Linked DNA regions of Mus musculus: region 1 is linked to region 2. A link is a loop called in an ENCODE intact Hi-C map of the cell type or tissue named here. Cell type or tissue: left cerebral cortex. All regions are shown on one strand. Each heading gives the region's core, and the rest is flanking DNA. Links, peaks and the distances in the headings are about the cores only.

Region 1 (9,161 bases), core at 432-8,431, 750 kb before region 2:
CACCTGCCAAGTTGCAAATCTTCTATCTACAGTGGTAGCTTATCTACAAGATACACTGGTATAGTAGTGTCACGTAATTCATTGGAATAACCAACCAATATCTGATTTTATATAAGGTCAACTCTATGAGATAGATCCCATATCCGACATTGCTTGGGCGGTCAAGAATCTGAAACTAGATATGTCAGAAATGTATGAAAACATCAAATACATGCTGTTCTGTTAAAAGAACACAGGAGTTAGATGACTCCTAAGAAATTCTACTAGTCTCATAGATCACTGTCTTGTTCAGCTATCATCAGAGAAGCTCAGTTCTGTAGTCAATAAGAAGTACAGAGACCCAAAGCCATACAAGTATGAGAGACCTTAAAATATTCAGCCATAATTGGGATATGTCCAAATCACTCCCTCCATAACTTGAGGAATTCTGTGGGATAGGAGATGGAAATATTTTAGGAGCCAGAAAGGATAAAGGACAATAATGAATCAAAGCCTTTTAGACCCAACAGAGCTGACACACATATGAACTCATGGAGACTGAGGCAACATCCATAGGGTCTGCATGAGTCTGCACCAGGTGGAGTCCTATAGATAAAAGGAGAATTGGACACTCAGACACAGCCCTACTTAGAATCTATTCCCAACCCATAACTACCCATAGCCCAACCTATAATTACCTTAATAGGTAATAAGTATTTTTTCCTCTAAGGGAGTGTGCTGGGACAATAAACCACAAAAGACTGTGCACACAAACGGGAGGTGGGGATACATCAGGAGTAGTAGAGTAAGGTCTAACATAATCAAAATGTATTGTTGGGAAATTTTATCACCAATAAAGGAAAAGAGAAAGTTTACAAACTCTTCTTATATAGTATATATAAAAATAAAATGTAACCAGGATGTTATACATATTAGGACATTTTGCTTAATTTGATATATATTTCCAAAGCTTCAAGCACACATCATCAAGGAGAAGTTAGTTACACTGTTTAATAGAAATAACAGAAAGTAAATATTAAAGTAACAGGAACTGTGTTGATTTTTGCTAAGTAGGGTCAGGCAGCTGAGTATATGTTTAAACAAAGGCACCAAAGTGAAAAAGTTTATTTCAGCCTAAGAAAAATTAAAGTAGTTCACTGCAAACAAGAAAGAAAATAATCAGCAAGGCTCAAGCCTATGAAAGCTATGTTTTATGGTAGTAACCAGGAGAGGGATGGTAAATGGGAACAAGGGGAACTTGGCATAGCAGGTTCACTTGAAGTACACAATAAGAATTTCTAATGATTTTATAATTGGGTTACCTCACTCAGGATTTGCCTAAGAATTTCATGAATTCATCATCTTTAATAGCTGAGTTATATTCCATTGTGTAAATGTACCACATTTTCTGTATCCATTCCTCTGTTGAAGGACATCTGGGTTCTTTCAAACTCCTGGCTATTATAAATAAGACTGCTATGAACATAGTGGAACATGTGTCCTTATCACATGTTGGAGAATATTCTGGATATATGCCTAGGAGTGATATAGCTGGATCTTCCGGTCCTATGTCCAGTTTTCTGAGGAACCACCAGACAGAGTGGTTGCACCAGCTTGCAATCCTACCAGCAGTGGAGGAGTGTCCCTCTTTCTCCACATCCTCGCCAGCATCTGCTGTCACCTGAGTTTTTTGTTGTAGTCATTCTGACTGGTGTGAGTTGGAAACTCAGGGTTGTTTTGATTTGCATTTCCCTGAAGACTAACGATATTGAACATTTCTTTAGGTTCTTCTCAGCCATTCAATATTCCTCAGTTGAGAATTCTTTGTTTAGCTCTGTACCCCATTTTTATTAGGGTTATTTGGTTCTCTGGAGTCTAACTTCTTGAGTTCTTTTCACATTTTGGATATTAACACTCTACTGGATGTAGGATTGGTAAAAATCTTTTCCCAATTTGTTGGTTGCCTTTTTGCCCTTTGAACAATGTCCTTTGCCTTACAGAAGCTTTGCAATATTATGAGGTCCCATTTGTCCATTCTTTCTCTTACAGTATAAGCCATTGGTGTTCTTTCTGTTCAGGAATGTTTCTCCTGTGCCCATGTGTAAGAGGCTTTTCCCCACTCTCTCCTCTATAAATTTCAGTGTTTTATGTGGAGGTCCTTGATCCACTTGGACTTGAACTTTGTACAAGAAGATAAGAATGGGTCAATTTCCTAAAGCTTTACTACAGAGCAATTGTGATAAAAACTGCATGGTACTGGTATAGAGACAGACAAGTAGACCAATGGAATAGAATTGAAGACCCAGAAATGAACCCACACACCTATGGTCACTTGATCTTCGACAAGGGAGCTAAAACCATCCAGTGGAAGAAAGACAGCATCTTCAACAATTGGTGCTGGCACAACTGGTTGTTATCATGTAGAAGAATGCGAATCGATCCATACTTATCTCCTTGTACTAAGGTGAAATCTAAGTGGATCAAGGAACTTCACTTAAAATCAGAGACACTGAAACTTATAGAGGAGAAAGTGGGGAAAAGCCTTGAAGATATGGGCACAGGGGAAAAATTCTTGAACAGAACAGCAATGGCTTGTGCTGTAAGATCGAGAATTGACAAATGGGACCTAATGAAACTCCAAAGTTTCTGCAAGGCAAAAGACACTGTCAATAAGACAAAAAGACCACCAACAGATTGGGAAAGGATCTTTACCTATCCTAAATCAGATAGGGGACTAATATCCAACATATATAAAGAACTCAAGAAGGTGGACTTCAGAAAATCAAATAACCCCATTAAAAAATGGGGCTCAGAACTGAACAAAGAATTCTCACCTGAGGAATACCGAATGGCAGAGAAGCACCTGAAAAAATGTTCAACATCCTTAATCATCAGGGAAATGCAAATCAAAACAACCCTGAGATTCCACCTCACACCAGTCAGAATGGCTAAGATCAAAAACTCAGGTGACAGCAGATGCTGGCGAGGATGTGGAGAAAGGGGAACACTCCTCCATTGTTGGTGGGATTGCAAGCTTGTACAACCACTCTGGAAATCAGTCTGGCGGTTCCTCGGAAAATTGGACATAGTACTACCGGAGGATCCAGCAATACCTCTCCTGGGCATATATCCAGAAGATGCCCCAACTGGTAAGAAGGACACATGCTCCACTATGTTCATAGCAGCTTTATTTATAATAGCCAGAAGCTGGAAAGAACCCAGATGCCCCTCAACAGAGGAATGGATACAGAAAATGTGGTACATCTACACAATGGAGTACTACTCAGCTATTAAAAAGAATGAATTTATGAAATTCCTAGCCAAATGGATGGACCTGGAGGGCATCATCCTGAGTGAGGTAACACATTCACAAAGGAACTCACACAATATGTACTCACTGATAAGTGGATGTTAGCCCAAAACCTAGTATACCCAAGATATAAGATACAATTTCCTAAACACATGAAACTCAAGAAAAATGAAGACTGAAGTGTGGACACTATGCCCCTCCTTAGAAGTGGGAACAAAACACCCTTGGAAGGAGTTACAGAGACAAAGTTTGGAGCTGAGATGAAAGGATGGACCATGTAGAGACTGCCATATCCAGGGATCCACCCCATAATCAGCATCCAAACACTGACACCATTGCATACACTAGCAAGATTTTATCGAAAGGACCCAGATGTAGCTGTCTCTTGTGAGACTATGCCGGGGCCTAGCAAACACAGAAGTGGATGCTCACAGTCAGCTAATGGATGGATCACAGGGCTCCCAATGGAGGAGCTAGAGAAAGTACCCAAGGAGCTAAAGGGATCTGCAACCCTATAGGTGGAACAACATTATGAACTAACCAGTACCCCGGAGCTCTTGACTCTAGCTGCATATGTATCAAAAGATGGCCTAGTCGGCCATCACTGGAAAGAGAGGCCCATTGGACACGCAAATTTTATATGCCCCAGTACAGGGGAACGCCAGGGCCAAAAAGGGGGAGTGGGTGGGTAGGGGAGTGGGGGTGGGTAGGTATGGGGGACTTTTGGTATAGCATTGGAAATGTAAATGAGCTAAATACCTAATAAAAAATTAAGAAAAAAAAAATGGGTCAATTCACAGTTTTCTACATGCTGACCGCCAATTGAACCAGCCACATGTGTTAAAAATGCTATCTTTCTTCTACTGGATGGTTTTAGCTCCTTTGTCAAAGATCAAGTGACCATATGTGTGTGGGAACAAAAGAACACACAAGGTATGCACTCACTGATAAGTGGACATTAGCACAAAAGCTCCAAATAACCATGATAAAATTCATAGACCACATGAAGCTCAATAAGCAGGAAGACCAAAGTATGGGTGCTTAGGTCTTTCTTAGAAGGAGAACAAAATACTCACAGGAGAAAATATGGAGATAAAGTGTTGAACAGTGAGTGAAGGAATCATTTCTTGAAACTAGGAAAGAAATCTGGAACCATAGATGTGAGCATCAGCAACAGAATACAACAGATGGAAAAGAGAATCTCAGGTGCAGAAGACTCCAGAGAGAAATTGGCCACAACAATCAAAGAAAATGCAAAATGCAAAAAGATCCTAACTCAAAATATCCAGGAAATCTAGGACACAATGAGAACACCAAACCTACGGATAATAGGAGTAGATGAGAATGAAGATTTTCAACTTAAAGAGCCAGCAAATATCCTTGAGAAAAGTGTAGAAGAAAACTTCACAAACCTAAAAAAAGAGATGCCCATGAACGTACAAGAAGCCTACAGAACTCCAAATAAACTGGACCAGAAAAGAAATTCCTCCTGACACATAAAAATCAGAACAACAAATGAACTATGTAAAGGTAGAATATTAAAAGCAGTAAGTGAAAAAGGTCAAGTTGCACAAATGTCACCCAGGCAACTATACCCAGCAAAACTTTCAATTATCTTAGATGGAGAAAACAAAGTATTCCATGACCAAACCAAATTCACACATTATTTTCCAAGAATCCAGCCCTTCAAAGGATAATAACAGAAAAAAAAAAAAAAAAAAAAACAATACAAGGACAGAAACCAGGCACTAGAATAAGCAAGAAAGTAATCCTTCAACAAATCTAAAAGAAGATATCAGCAAGAACAGAATCCCAACAAAAATATCAGGAAGCAACAATTACTTTCCCTTAATATTTCTTAATATCAATGGACTCAATTCCCCAATAAAAAGATATAGACTAACAGACTGGCTACAAAAACAGGACCCAACATTTTGCAGCTTACAGGAAACCCATCTCAGGGAAAAAAACAAAGACACTCCCTCAGAATGAAGGCTGGAAAACAATTTTCCAAGCAAAGGGTCTGAAGAAACCAGCTGGAGTAGCCATTCTAATATCTAATAAAATCGACTTCCAACCCAAAGTTATCAAAAAAGACAAGGAGGGACACTTCATACTCATCAAAGGTAAAATCTTCAAAGAGGAACACTCAAATCTAAATATGTATGCACCAAATGCAAGGGCAGCCACATTCGATAAAGTAACTTTAGTAAAGCTCAAAGCACACATTGCAGCTCACACAATAATAGTGGGAGACTTCAACACAACACTTTCATCAATGGACAGATCCTGGAAACAGAAACTAAACAGGGATAGAGTGAAACTAAGAGAACTTATGAAACAAATGGATTTAACAGATATCTACAGAACATTTTATCCTAAAACAAAAGGATATGCCTTCTCAGCACCTCGTGGTACCTTCTCCAAAATTAGTCATATAATTGGTCACAAAACAGGCCTAAACAGATACAAAAATATTGAAATTGTCCCATGCATCCTATCAGATCACCATGGACTAAGGCTAATCTTCAATAACAACATAAATAATAGAAAGCCAATATTCACGTGGAAACTGAACAACACTCTTCTCAATGATACCTTGGTCAAGGAAGGAATAAAGAAAGAAGTTAAAGACTTTTGAGAGTTTAATGAAAATGAAGACAAAACATACCCAAACTTATGGGACACAATGAAAGCATTCCTAAGAGGAAAACTCATAGCTTTGACTACCTGCAAAAAGAAAGTAGAGAGAGCACACACTAGCAGCTTGACAACACACCTAAAAGCTCTAGAACAAAAGGAAGCAAATTCATCCAAGAGGAGTATACTGCAGGAAATAATCAAACTCAGGGGTAAAATCAACAAAGTGAAAATGAGAAGAACTATTCAAAGAATCAACCAAAGGAATAGCTGGCTCTTAGAGAAAATCAACAAGATAGATAAATCCTTAACCAGACTCACTAGAGGGCACAGGGACAGCATCCTAATTAACAAAATCAGAAATGAAAAGGGAGACATAACAACAGATCCTGAAGAAATCGCAAAACACCATCAGATCCTTCTACAAAAGGCTATACTCAACAAAACTGGAGAACCTGGATGAAATGGAAAAATTTCTAGACAGATACCAGGTACCAAAGTTAAATCAGGATCAGGTTAATGATCTAAACAGTGTGATATCCCCTAAAGAAATAGAAGCAGATTGTACCATATATCTTGGGAATTCTAAGTTTCTGGGCTAATATCCACTAATCAGTGAGTACTTATCATTTGAGTTCTTTTGTGATTGGGTTAACTCACTCAGGAAGATGCCCCCCAGATGCAAACATTTGCCTAGGAATTTCATAAATTCATTCTTTTTATTAGCTGAGAAGTACTCCTTTGTGTAAAAGTACCACATTTTTTGTATCCATTCCTCTGTTGAGGGGCATCTGGGTTCTTTCCAGCTCCTGGCTTCTATAAATAAGGCTGCTATGAACATAATTGAGCATGTGTCTTTCTTACCAGTTGGAACATCTTCTGGATATATGCCAGGAGAGGTATTACAGGATCCTCTGGTAGTACTATGTCCAATTTCTGGAGGAACTGCCAGACTGATTTCCAGAGAGGTTGTATAAGCTTGCAATCCTACCAAAAATGAAGGAGTGTTCCTCTTTCTCCACATCCTTGCCAGCATCTGCTGTCACCTGAATTTTTGAACTTAGCCATTCTGACTGGTGTGAGGTGGAATCTGAGGGTTGTTTTGATTTGCATTTCCCTGATGATTAAGGATGCTGAACACTTTGCAAAACACATGAAACTGAAGAAGAACGAAGACCAAAGTGTGGACACTTTGCCCCTTCTTAGAATTGGGAACAAAACACCCATGGAAGGAGTTACAGAGACAAAGTTTGGAGCTGAGACAAAAGGATGGACCATCTAGAGACTGCCATATCCAGGGATCCATCCCATAATCAGCCTCCAAACGCTTACACCATTGCATACACTATCAAGATTTTGCTGAAAGGACCCTGATAGAGCTGTCTCTTGTGAGACTATGCAGGGGCCTAGCAAACACAGAAGTGGATGCCAAAAGTCAGCTATTGGATGGATCATAGCCCCCCAATGGAGGAGCTAGGGAAAGTACCCAAGGAGCTAAAGGGATCTGCAAACCTATAGGTGGAACAACATTATGAAATAACCAGTACCCCAGAGCTCTTGATTCTAGCTGCATATGTATCAAAAGATGGCCTAGTCGGCCATCACTGGAAAGAGAGGCCGACTGGACCTGCAAACTTTATTTGCCTCAGTACAGGGGAATGCCAGGGCCAAAAAGTGGGAGTGGGTGGGTAGGGGAGTGGGGCGGGGGGGGGATATGGGGGAATTTTGCGATAGCATTGGAAATGTAAATGAGGAAAATACCTAATTAAAAATATTTAAAAAAAAGAAAGAAAGAAAGAAATAGAAGCAGTCATTAATAGTCTCCCAACCAAAAAAGCCCAGAACCAGATTGGTTTAGTGCAGAGTTCTATCAGACCTTCAAAGAAGATCTAATTCCAGTTCTTCACAAACTATTCCACAAAATAGAAGCAGAAGTTACTCTACCCAACTCATTCTATAAAGCCACAATCACTCTGATACCTAAACCACAAAAAGACCCAACAAAGATAGAGAACTTCAGACCAATTTCCCTTATGAATATCGATGCAAAAATAATCAATAAAATTCTGGATAACCGAATCCAAGAACACATCAAAACAATCATCCATCCTGACCAAGTAGGTTTCATCCAAGGAGTATGGGGATGGTTTAATATATGGAAATCCATCAACATAATTGACTATATTAACAAACTCAAAGACAAAAACCACATGATCATCTCGATAGATACAGAGAAAGCATTTGACAAAATCCAATACACATTCATGATAAAAGTCTTGGAAAGATCAGGAATTTGAGGCCCGTACCTAAACATGATAAAAGCAATCTACAGTAAACCAGTAGCCAACATCAAAGTAAATGAGGAGAAGATGGAAGCAATCCCACTAAAATTAGGGAGTAGACAAGGCTGCCCACTTTCTCCATACCTATTCAACATAGTATTTGAAGTCCTAGCCAGAGCAATTCGACAACAAAAGGAGATGAAGGAGATACAAATTGGAAAGGAAGAAGTCAAAATATCACTTTTTTAAGATGATATGATAGTATAAATAAGTGACCCTAAAAATTCCACCAGAGAACTCCTAAACCTGATAAACAGCTTCAGTGAAGTAGCTGGCTATAAAATTAACTCAAACAAATCAATGGCCTTTCTCTACATGAAGGATAAACAGGCTGAGAAAGAAATTAGGGAAACAACAACCTTCAAAATAGTTACAAGTAATATAAAATACCTTGGTGTGACTCTAACTAAGGAAGTTAAAGATCTGTATGATAAGAACTTCAAGTCTCTGAAGAAAGAAATTAAAGAAGATATCAGAAGATAGAAAGATCTCCCATGCTCATGGATTGGCAGGATTAATATAGTAAAAATTGCTATCTTGCCAAAAGCAATCTACAGATTCAGTGCAATCCCCATCAAAATTCCAACTCAGTTCTTCAAGGAATTAGACATGGCAGTCTGCAAATTCATCTGAAATAACAAAAAACCTAGGATAGCAGAAACTCTTCTCAGTGATAAAAGAACCTCTGGTGGAATCACCATGCCTGACCTAAAGCTGAACTACAGAGCAATTGTGATAAAAAAAAAAAAAAACTGCATGGTACGGGTATAGTGACAGGCAAGTAGACCAATGGAATAGAATTGAAGACCCATAAATGAACTCACACATCTATGGTCACTTGGTCTTTGACAAGGGCGATATAACCATTCAGTGGAAAAGAGATATCATTT
Region 2 (9,161 bases), core at 729-8,728:
AGTTCTATAATCTTTAAGAAATTCCAATGTTTTAAAGATCTTTTAAAACCGAAGATCTCTTACCCTAAAAAAAAAAAATAAATAAAACTAAGTTACATGATTCCTATTCCAAAAGAATGAACCAGAGCAAGTCACAATCAAAGTAAACCCCCAAATGAAAGAATGGAAATAGTTTACTGTGACTGGAGGGATGGCTCAGATGTTAAGAGCACTGGCTACTTTTTCAGAGGTCTTGAGCCGAATTCCCAGCAACTACATAGTTCCCCACAACCATCTATAATGAAATCTAATGCCCTTTTCTGACCTGCAAACATACATGCAGGCAAAACACTATATACATAATGCATAAATAAATAAATAAATAAATAAATAAATAAATAAATCACACTTTCCAATAGCTAAGACTTACTACTGATATGTTCTCTAGAAGGCATGAGAAGTTCTCGTTATCTGGCTCTACCACCTACAATGTGCAGGTGTCTAAAAGGCTCATAGACATATGCCACTGTCTTTGGTGGATGTTACATCATCCTGGCTCCTCTAATACCCTAGTGTCTCCAAGGTGACAATACCTTCACCAATGACCTCCTCTGACTTCCTTTCTAGGACTCTGACCCTGCCACAGAGTGCCAGCTTTCTGTTTCTTTGGTTTCAGCTTCTCCAATTCTGTTCAGTCCTGAAGATTTCGTGCTGCTAAGTCCAGTACCATGTGGGAGAATCTTACGTGTTTAACAGACAGCTTGAAGTTCAGCCTTGTGCCCCCACATCATAGCTGCCCTGTACTGATCTCAAGGAAACACACTCCAAGAAGTCTTTACCTCAACTTTGCCATCCCTTATGAGTCACAGCTGATTCTTCTGCCCCAGCCAACCAGCATCCTTTGTCCCAGAGAAAGCACAGGTTGCACATTCACACATTTTTATTACACTTTAAAAGAAGTAGGGGAACGCCAGGGCCAAAAAATGGGAATGGGTGGGTAGGGGAGTGGGGAGGGCGCGGACTTTTGGGATAGCATTGGAAATGTAATTGAAGAAAATACGTAATAAAAAAAAGGAAGTAGGAAGAATTTTATATTAAAGACCTGATATTCATAGCATGTTCTAGCTCAGTATGCTCTGAGTCATTGTTTCAAACAAACAGAGAAACAAATACAGTATGCTAAAGGTCAGGTTTAGCTCCTTCTCATGAAGATTCTTAGGTAATAAGAAGAGTATATTGTTCTGATATTATGTAACTGACCCAAAGTAGACTAAATAAAATAGACTAAAATAAATTGTTCCTGTTAAAAATGGAACAATTTGATTCTTTGACTTAAATTTCCGAATTGCAGACCTCAAGTTGATTTAAATATGATATTTAAACATACAAAAATACTGTTTTAATATAATGTTTATGTTGACTTTCCTGAATTCAAGGCCATACACATACCCCATATTTGTAGGCAGATTAGAGAACCACATTTAAATGTATGCTGAAGATCTGTGTTCATAACAAAACAAACTATGCCAACCCGTATGTAAAGAAAGAACAAAGAGCCAGCTGCCTAAATCACTTTGATGCAAGACACACATGAATAGAAACATTTTAGTTAAAATTGTGCTAAAATAATTCAATTTTACTATAGCACCATAAGAGCATCCATGAATGTAAGAAGAATTTAATATGTTATCATACAGGTTAAACTTTACAATTTATATAAGTATATTGCATACATTAAAGTAATAAACAATATTAACAGAGAGAAGCTCTAAAGAAAATGTGAATTTGAGGTTAACATAGATGTGAGATAGGGTAACAAAGAATGAAATGGTATCACTAGTAAATCATGAAGTGGGACCTCTCTTTCTGATGACAGAACCCATTACCCTAAACCTTTTCATGTAAAATGAGGTTCATAGATTCATCTAAACACTTTATTTTAAAGTAAATGGATTTCAAAGATTGCCTGACTGTGCTCTGCTGACCACATACATACTTAAAACAAGATAACTTTCTTTGGGAGGTTTCAGTTGTGGCCGAAGGTGAAAGTAGTGAAACTCAGTGATAGAGAGGAAACAGATGACTGCCTCTTAGATTATAGGTTAGGGCCACATGAGAAGCATGTGAGGAAGTAAACACTTGAGAAATATTCTCTATGTCACAGTCTAGAAGGCAAAATCTCTTCCATAGTCGTTGGAGATGGACATACTCAATCTTAATAAGCTTATGTATTTGTTTCAGGGGTCCAGAAAGGAGTCTAGGACAAGAGTGAAAGAATCTGTAGTGTGAGACTCTGTAGGGACCATGCTTAAACTAGACTTCAGATGAGTTGAACTGTTGCTTATAATAGTCAGATGCTACATTTATAATAAAGCAGAGAGCAAATATCTGATGATGCTACACATCACCACTTACAACAAGAAGAGCGTTCAATCAGTGTTTCTAATCACAAAAAAAAAAAAAAAAAAAAAAAAAAATGAACATAGGTGAGTTTCATTCTGCTCAAGTTAAGATGGTCTACTCATGAAATGAAAAGACATAGATTGAAAGGAAATAATGGTATGCAGTGAAAGAGATAAAGAGCTAATGATGGAGTCTCACAAATCACTAAGGAAAGAAGTAGACGCAAAAGACTGTAAAAAAAAATCTTATGTAAAAATATCATCCAGCAATCAATAGCTGTTTGACACGGTGCTCAATCTCAGCTGTAATCAGGAAAAACTAAATCAAATCACATCCAGGTGTCAATATTTACCCCCTGGAATTTCTCAGGAAATATAAAGTATCAATCCAATGGTTAGAGAGAAAAATTGATTGTTATCTGCTGCAGGGGAGAATGGTAACTTATATATCATGTAGGAAGGAGTGGTTAACAGAATAAAGAATGAGCCCCACTGATATTGCTTCTAGATTTTTGCCAGGGTCAGGAATTCATGGGCGAAAGATTTGTCGCACTGTCTGTGTTGTATTTATTTACTTGGTTTGTGCTTACAAAATTTTTGTTCTCTGATGAATTCTTAATTGTTCCATTGTTGTTCTGTTATCTTCTCCACAGTCTTGTTCTATTTTATAATTAAACATCAAAAGCAGAACTGTCATGGTACATGAACTGTAAAAAACACTCAGAAGTTCATTTGTGTTAATTCCCCTTAAAACTTAAATTAACGAATGTGACATAAGTAAGAAGGTAGCATTATAAGGATCTCATCTCCAGCTGAGGGCCACTTTTTATTATTGGCATTTAGGGCCAGCTTTGTTCTGAAGTCAGTTGCTAATCGCTCTTCCAAAGGAAGCTGACCTGAAATGGGCAAGCTTCTGATGAGGTTTAGAGAAAGCCAATTAGGGTCCTACCTTCCTGGCTTGATTTCAGCTTCAATAAATTAATACAATTTAATCCACAATAACTTTTCCTTTCAGTTTCTAAGAGGACAGATAATTAGGGCTGGAACTTGCCCTGTCTGAACTGTGATATTGGTCAAGATAGTATTATGTTACATTGTTTATGGAGAATGTGGTCAATTGTAGCTTAATGAAATTTACTTTTGCAAGAACTTCTAGGATAAAGATGTGAACACTTGTGTTGTCAAAGGACACACTACAATTGATTTAACTGTTGTTTTAAAAACAAAATCCTCAAAGTTCTATTTACCTAATGAAGACTCCAGAGCCTGTCACCGTGATGCTGGAGGAACACTCAGTTGACTTTTCTACTCCCCTGATGTCCCCCAAAGAAAAAAAGATTTTTCTCCTTGTCCACACTGTTTTAGATACCCTTCAACTTAAAGATGCTCCTGTCTTTTTCTGGGTTTTCTTGTGTTTGCTCCCTATCAGTTGGTTGCTTGCTCTGCCTCTTAACCTATTGTTGACTTTATTTAACTCTTGTTTCTGGACAACTCCTGGGTTAAAGGTGTGTGCTAGGGATGAGCCACACTGTAGTAAGGTTTTTGCAGTTCACAATCTTGGAGTTCACAATGTGATCTATTATGCTGCAACATTTAGCTTCAGATTATTCATAACCTATGGGCCAGTGGCAGCCTCCACTCTATAAAACAAAACAGGATCTCTCATGAGGCAGCGGTACAGTGAGCCTGAGTAAAGAAACTTAACTCTCTTTGTGAATTACCCAGGCACAGGACAGATCCCACGCTGACATGAATCTTCCTGAAACGGTCAGGGATTCAATTGTAAGTCTCTTCCAGAAACTTTCTCATCGCTCTATGTAAAAATAACTTCATCGAAAGAATTAACTTGATCAAAATTGAACCAGACAAATTGACACCTACAATTAACAATCACAGATGTTATACCAACAAACAAGTTTACATCCCCTTCTGTTTCTTGGTATTGAACTAGAAATAAGTATTACCTCTCTGTATTTCACACAGTCCTCCCTTTCTCCTCTGTGTAATTCGCATCTACTTTATCTTATCTATCTAGTTCATTCATTTTCATGGCTGTATAATGTCTACATTATAATTTAATTATCCATATTAAAGTAATGTGAATATAATATTTTTCTAGCATGAAGAACTATATTGAAGACTGGTACTAAGAATCTTCTTATGTATGCATATTTTCTACACATAAACATACTGCAAGGCATAAATCCTGTGTTGGGATGTCTACACATAGCTTGGAGATGCCTTGAATCAATAAGCAATGACAGACTGTTTTTTAAAAGTGGTTGCAGTGATTTATTCTCCCAGCAGCAGTGCAATGGGGTTCCTGATTTTCTGAATCTTCCCCCTCCCTGATAATGCCTGATGTTAACAGATTCACCACTCTGAGGGTGATGGTGGTATTTATGATTTTACTTTGTAAATCTGTGATTAATGTGGTATTTATATGCTCATTAATCATCCTGGTCTCGTTTTTTGTGCAGTGTTTCTTAGTCTTTTTTATGTGGGTTGCACAAACCTTTTATACTGATTTGTGGAAATTCCCATTAAATTATCATTAGCTACATACATTGCAGATGTAGTTGCCAATAAATATACTATGTTCCCTTTACTTTTATTGTTTCAATCCAGTCATTCTTAAGTAGTTTTAATGTACCAGTAGTTTATTTTTAATAATTTATCCTTTAAAATGTTTCTAAGGCAGTCAGGTGATACACGGCCATCACCACAGCCACAGAGAGCTGGTGTTTGGAGATTAGCAGATCAAGGCCCAATTGAGGCCTACTTGGAAAATTTAGTGAGCTAGCTATAGAACTTACTGACATATTTTAGTATAAAAAGTAAAAAAAAAAAAAAAAAAGAAAGGAAAAGAAAAAGTAAAAAGACAGTTGGGGATACTGCTCAGCTATAGATATAGCTCAGCCTGGTAAGGAATAAGTTCTAGGTTCGGTCTACAGTAAGGTATTTAAAATGATAGAAAAAGGACGTAAATTAAAATATATTTTATTGAATTGTAAAGATTACATTCTTACATATTTCTCTAAATTTAATTTTTTAATGACTTCTTCATTCAGGAGTGTTATTTAAATGTAATCTGTTCTTGCTAGCAGGCATAGCATAATACCTTAGAAACTAGATGTTCAGTGTTGTAGCAGGGAGAAACAAATAGTAGATCTTATGACTTTAGGGACAAAAACAGGTAGGTGATCTTTCAGCTTCCCTTTATTTCATGGATCTCCAGCCAGAACTAACAAAGCCACACACTCAGTCACAGATGTAGGCCACACTGAACATGGTCTAACTCGACTTTGTATTCTGATAAAGGAGTAAGAATATACTTCAGTGCACAAATCTCTATCCAGATGAATGTCATAGGAATAATGTCCATGTGGTAGCCTAGCTGGACTGGGTATCAGGTTTCTTTTTGCAGTGCTCTAGTCTGGATGGTCAGAGTCTGAAAAGGGGATTTGGACTCCCTTTTTTGGTTAATCCACCAGATCATGGCCCCAGCCAGCAGTGAATTTCAAGACATCTGTAATTTTACCTTGCAAGAAATCGGTCAGGACTTTGTCCTGCCTGAATTTGACAACCTTCCACATATCTCTACTAGGAGCTCATGCATATCACAGAATAGCCACTACTAATGTGTATACTCTCTCTCTCTCTCACACACACACAGAGTTTATCATAAGCACTTATATAGACACACAAACACACATTCACACAAACTTAAGCATACATGCTTTTAACATAAATACTCACTAACACACAAAAAACACCTACATTGGCATAAACTCATTCATACATATTCACCACTTCACACTTCCCTATACCTCCCACTTCTCCATATACATACATGTGCACCAAGGCAAACACCCTATAACAGTTCACATCACTTTATTCTTCGTACCGAGGCTTTTACCCAAAGGCTTTTAGCCTTTAGCCTATCTGTCACAGGATAATAGGTCTGGTTAAATCATTATTTTAAAAATCATTAGACATTCTTTTTTTTTTTTTTTTTGGATATTTTCGTTACTTACATTTCAAAAGTTATCTCCTTTCCTGGTTTCCCTCTTTCCTGGAAACACCCTATCACATCCTCCCTCCCCAGGCTTCTGTGAGGGTGTTTCAAGTCCTTCAGTCCTTTCTCTAACTCCTCTATTGGGAATCTCATGCTCAGACCAATGGTTGTCTGAGAACAGAACATCCTCCTCTGTATTTGTAAGACTCTGGCAGGGCCTTTCAGGAGAGAGCCATATCAGACTCCTTTCAGCATGCACTTCTTGGCATCCACAATAATGTCTGGGTTTGGTAACTCTATGGGATAAATCCCCAGGTGGGACAACTCTGGATGGCCTTTCCTTCACTCTCTGCACTTCATCTTAGCCAAAAGGCTGACAAGTGATTCCTTCACTCACTGTTCAACACTTTATCTCCATATTTGCTCCTGTGAGTATTTTGTTCTCCTTCTAAGAAAAACCGAAGCACCCATACTTTGGTCTTCCTTCTTATTGAGCTTCATGTGGTCTATGAATTATATCATGGTTATTTGGAGCTTTTGTGCTAATGTCGACTTATCAGTGAGTGCATACCATGTGTGTTCTTTTGTGCCCACACACATATGGTCATCTGATCTTTGACAAAGGAGCTAAAACCATCCAGTAGAAAAAAGTTAGCATTTTTAACACACGTGGCTGATTCAATTGGATTCATGTAGGAAAATGTGAATTGACCCATTCTTATCTCCTTGTACAAAGTTCAAGTCCAAGTGGATCAAGGACCTCCACATGAAACACTGAAACTTATAGAAGAGAAAGTGGAGAAGATCCTCTTACACATGGGCACAGGAGAAAAATTCCTGAATAGAAAGAACACCAATGGCTTATACTGTAAGAACAAGAATGGACGAATGGGACCTCATAATATTGCAAAGCTTCTGTAAGGCAAAGGACATTGTTCAAAGGACAAAAAGGCAACCAACAAATTGGGAAAAGATTTTTACCAATTCTACATCTGGTAGAGGGCTAATATTCAAAATGTGAAAAGAACTCAAGAAGTTAGACTCCAGAGAACCAAATAACCCTAATAAAAATGGGGTACAGAGCTAAACAAAGAATTGTCAACTGAGGAATATTGAATGGCTGAGAAGAACCTAAAGAAATGTTCAATATCCTTAGTCTTCAGGGAAATGCAAATCAAAACAACCCTGAGTTTCCAACTCACACCAGTCAGAATGGCTACAATAAAAAACTCAGGTGACAGCAGATGCTGGCGAGGATGTGGAGAAAGAGGGACACTCCTCCATTGCCAGTGGGATTGCAAGCTGATGCAACCACTCTGTCTGTTGGTTACTCAGAAAACTGGACATAGGATCGGAGGACCCAGCTATACCACTCCTAGGCATATATCGAGAATATTCTCCAACATGTGATAAGGACACATTTTCCACTATGTTCATAGCAGTCTTATTTATAATATCCAGGAGCTTGAAAGAACTCAGATGTCCTTCAACAGAGGAATAGATAAAGATGGTATATAACATAACTCAGCTATTAAAGATGATGAATTCATAAAATTCTTAGGCAAATCCTGAGTGAGGTAACACAATCGTTAAATCATTAGAAATTCTTATTGTGTACTTCAAGTGAACCTGCTATGCCAAGTTCCCCTTGTTCCCATTTACCATCCCTCTCCTGGTTACAACCATAAAACATAGCTTTCATAGGCTTGAGCCTTGCTGATTATTTTCTTTCTTGTTTGCAGTGAACCACTTTAATTTTTCTTAAGCTGAAATAAACTTTTTCACTTTGGTGCCTTTGTTTAAACATATACTCAGCTGACTGACCCTACTTAGCAAAAATCAACACAGTTCCTGTTACTTTAATATTTACTTTCTGTTATTTCTATTAAACAGTGTAACTAACTTCTCCTTGATGATGTGTGCTTGAAGCTTTGGAAATATATATCAAATTAAGCAAAATGTCCTAATATGTATAACATCCTGGTTACATTTTATTTTTATATATACTATATAAGAAGAGTTTGTAAACTTTCTCTTTTCCTTTATTGGTGATAAAATTTCCAAACAATACGTTTTGGTTATGTTAGATCTTACTCTACTACTCCTAATGTATCCCCACCTCCCGTTTGTGTGCACAGTCTTTTGTGGTTTATTGTCCCAGCACACTCCCTTAGAGGAAAAAATACTTATTACCTATTAAGGTAATTATAGGTTGGGCTATGGGTTAGTTATGGGTTGGATATAGATTCTGAGTAGGGCTGTGTCTGAGTGTCCAATTCTCCTTTTATCTCTAGAACCCCACCTGGTGCAGACTCATGCAGAACCTATGGATGTTGCATCAGTCTCCATGTGTTCATATGTGTGTCAGCTCTGTTGGGTCTAAAAGGCTTTGATTCATTATTGTCCTTTATCCATTCTGGCTCCTAAAATATTTCCATCTCCTATTTCACAGAATTCTTCAAGTCCTGGAGGGAGTGATTTGGATATATCTCAATTATGGCTGATTATTTTAAGGTCTCTCATACTTTGTATGGTTTTGGGTCTCTGTACTTCTTATTGACTACAGAACTGAGCTTCTCTGATGATAGCTGAACAAGACAGTGATCTATGAGACTAGTAGAATTTCTTAGGAGTCATCTAACTCCTGTGTTCTTTTAACAGAACAGCATGTATTTGATGTTTTCATACATTTCTGACATATCTAGTTTCAGATTCTTGACCGCCCAAGCAATGTCGGATATGGGATCTATCTCATAGAGTTG

The links. Hi-C counts contacts between places; a loop is a spot of excess contacts. Peaks named below come from ENCODE experiments on the same cell type or tissue, not always from the same donor. Only the 100,000 strongest peaks of a DNase experiment are listed, where the experiment ranks them.
Region 1: a loop joins it to region 2, with 14 times the contacts of the local background. A loop is called at or near these places in 8 of 42 quality-filtered maps.

The regions. Positions count from the first base shown.
Region 1 is chr11:14,852,131-14,861,291 of GRCm38, reverse strand. No RefSeq gene overlaps it. Among named protein-coding and RNA genes, the nearest start is that of Pom121l12, 260 kb to the right of the region's middle. In left cerebral cortex, for the core only: no CTCF peak of the experiment used is centred there; no DNase peak of the experiment used is centred there.
Region 2 is chr11:14,103,895-14,113,055 of GRCm38, reverse strand. All of the region lies in intron 2 of 4930554G24Rik (RIKEN cDNA 4930554G24 gene), which reads left to right. Among named protein-coding and RNA genes, the nearest start is that of 4930554G24Rik, 71 kb to the left of the region's middle. In left cerebral cortex, for the core only: no CTCF peak of the experiment used is centred there; no DNase peak of the experiment used is centred there.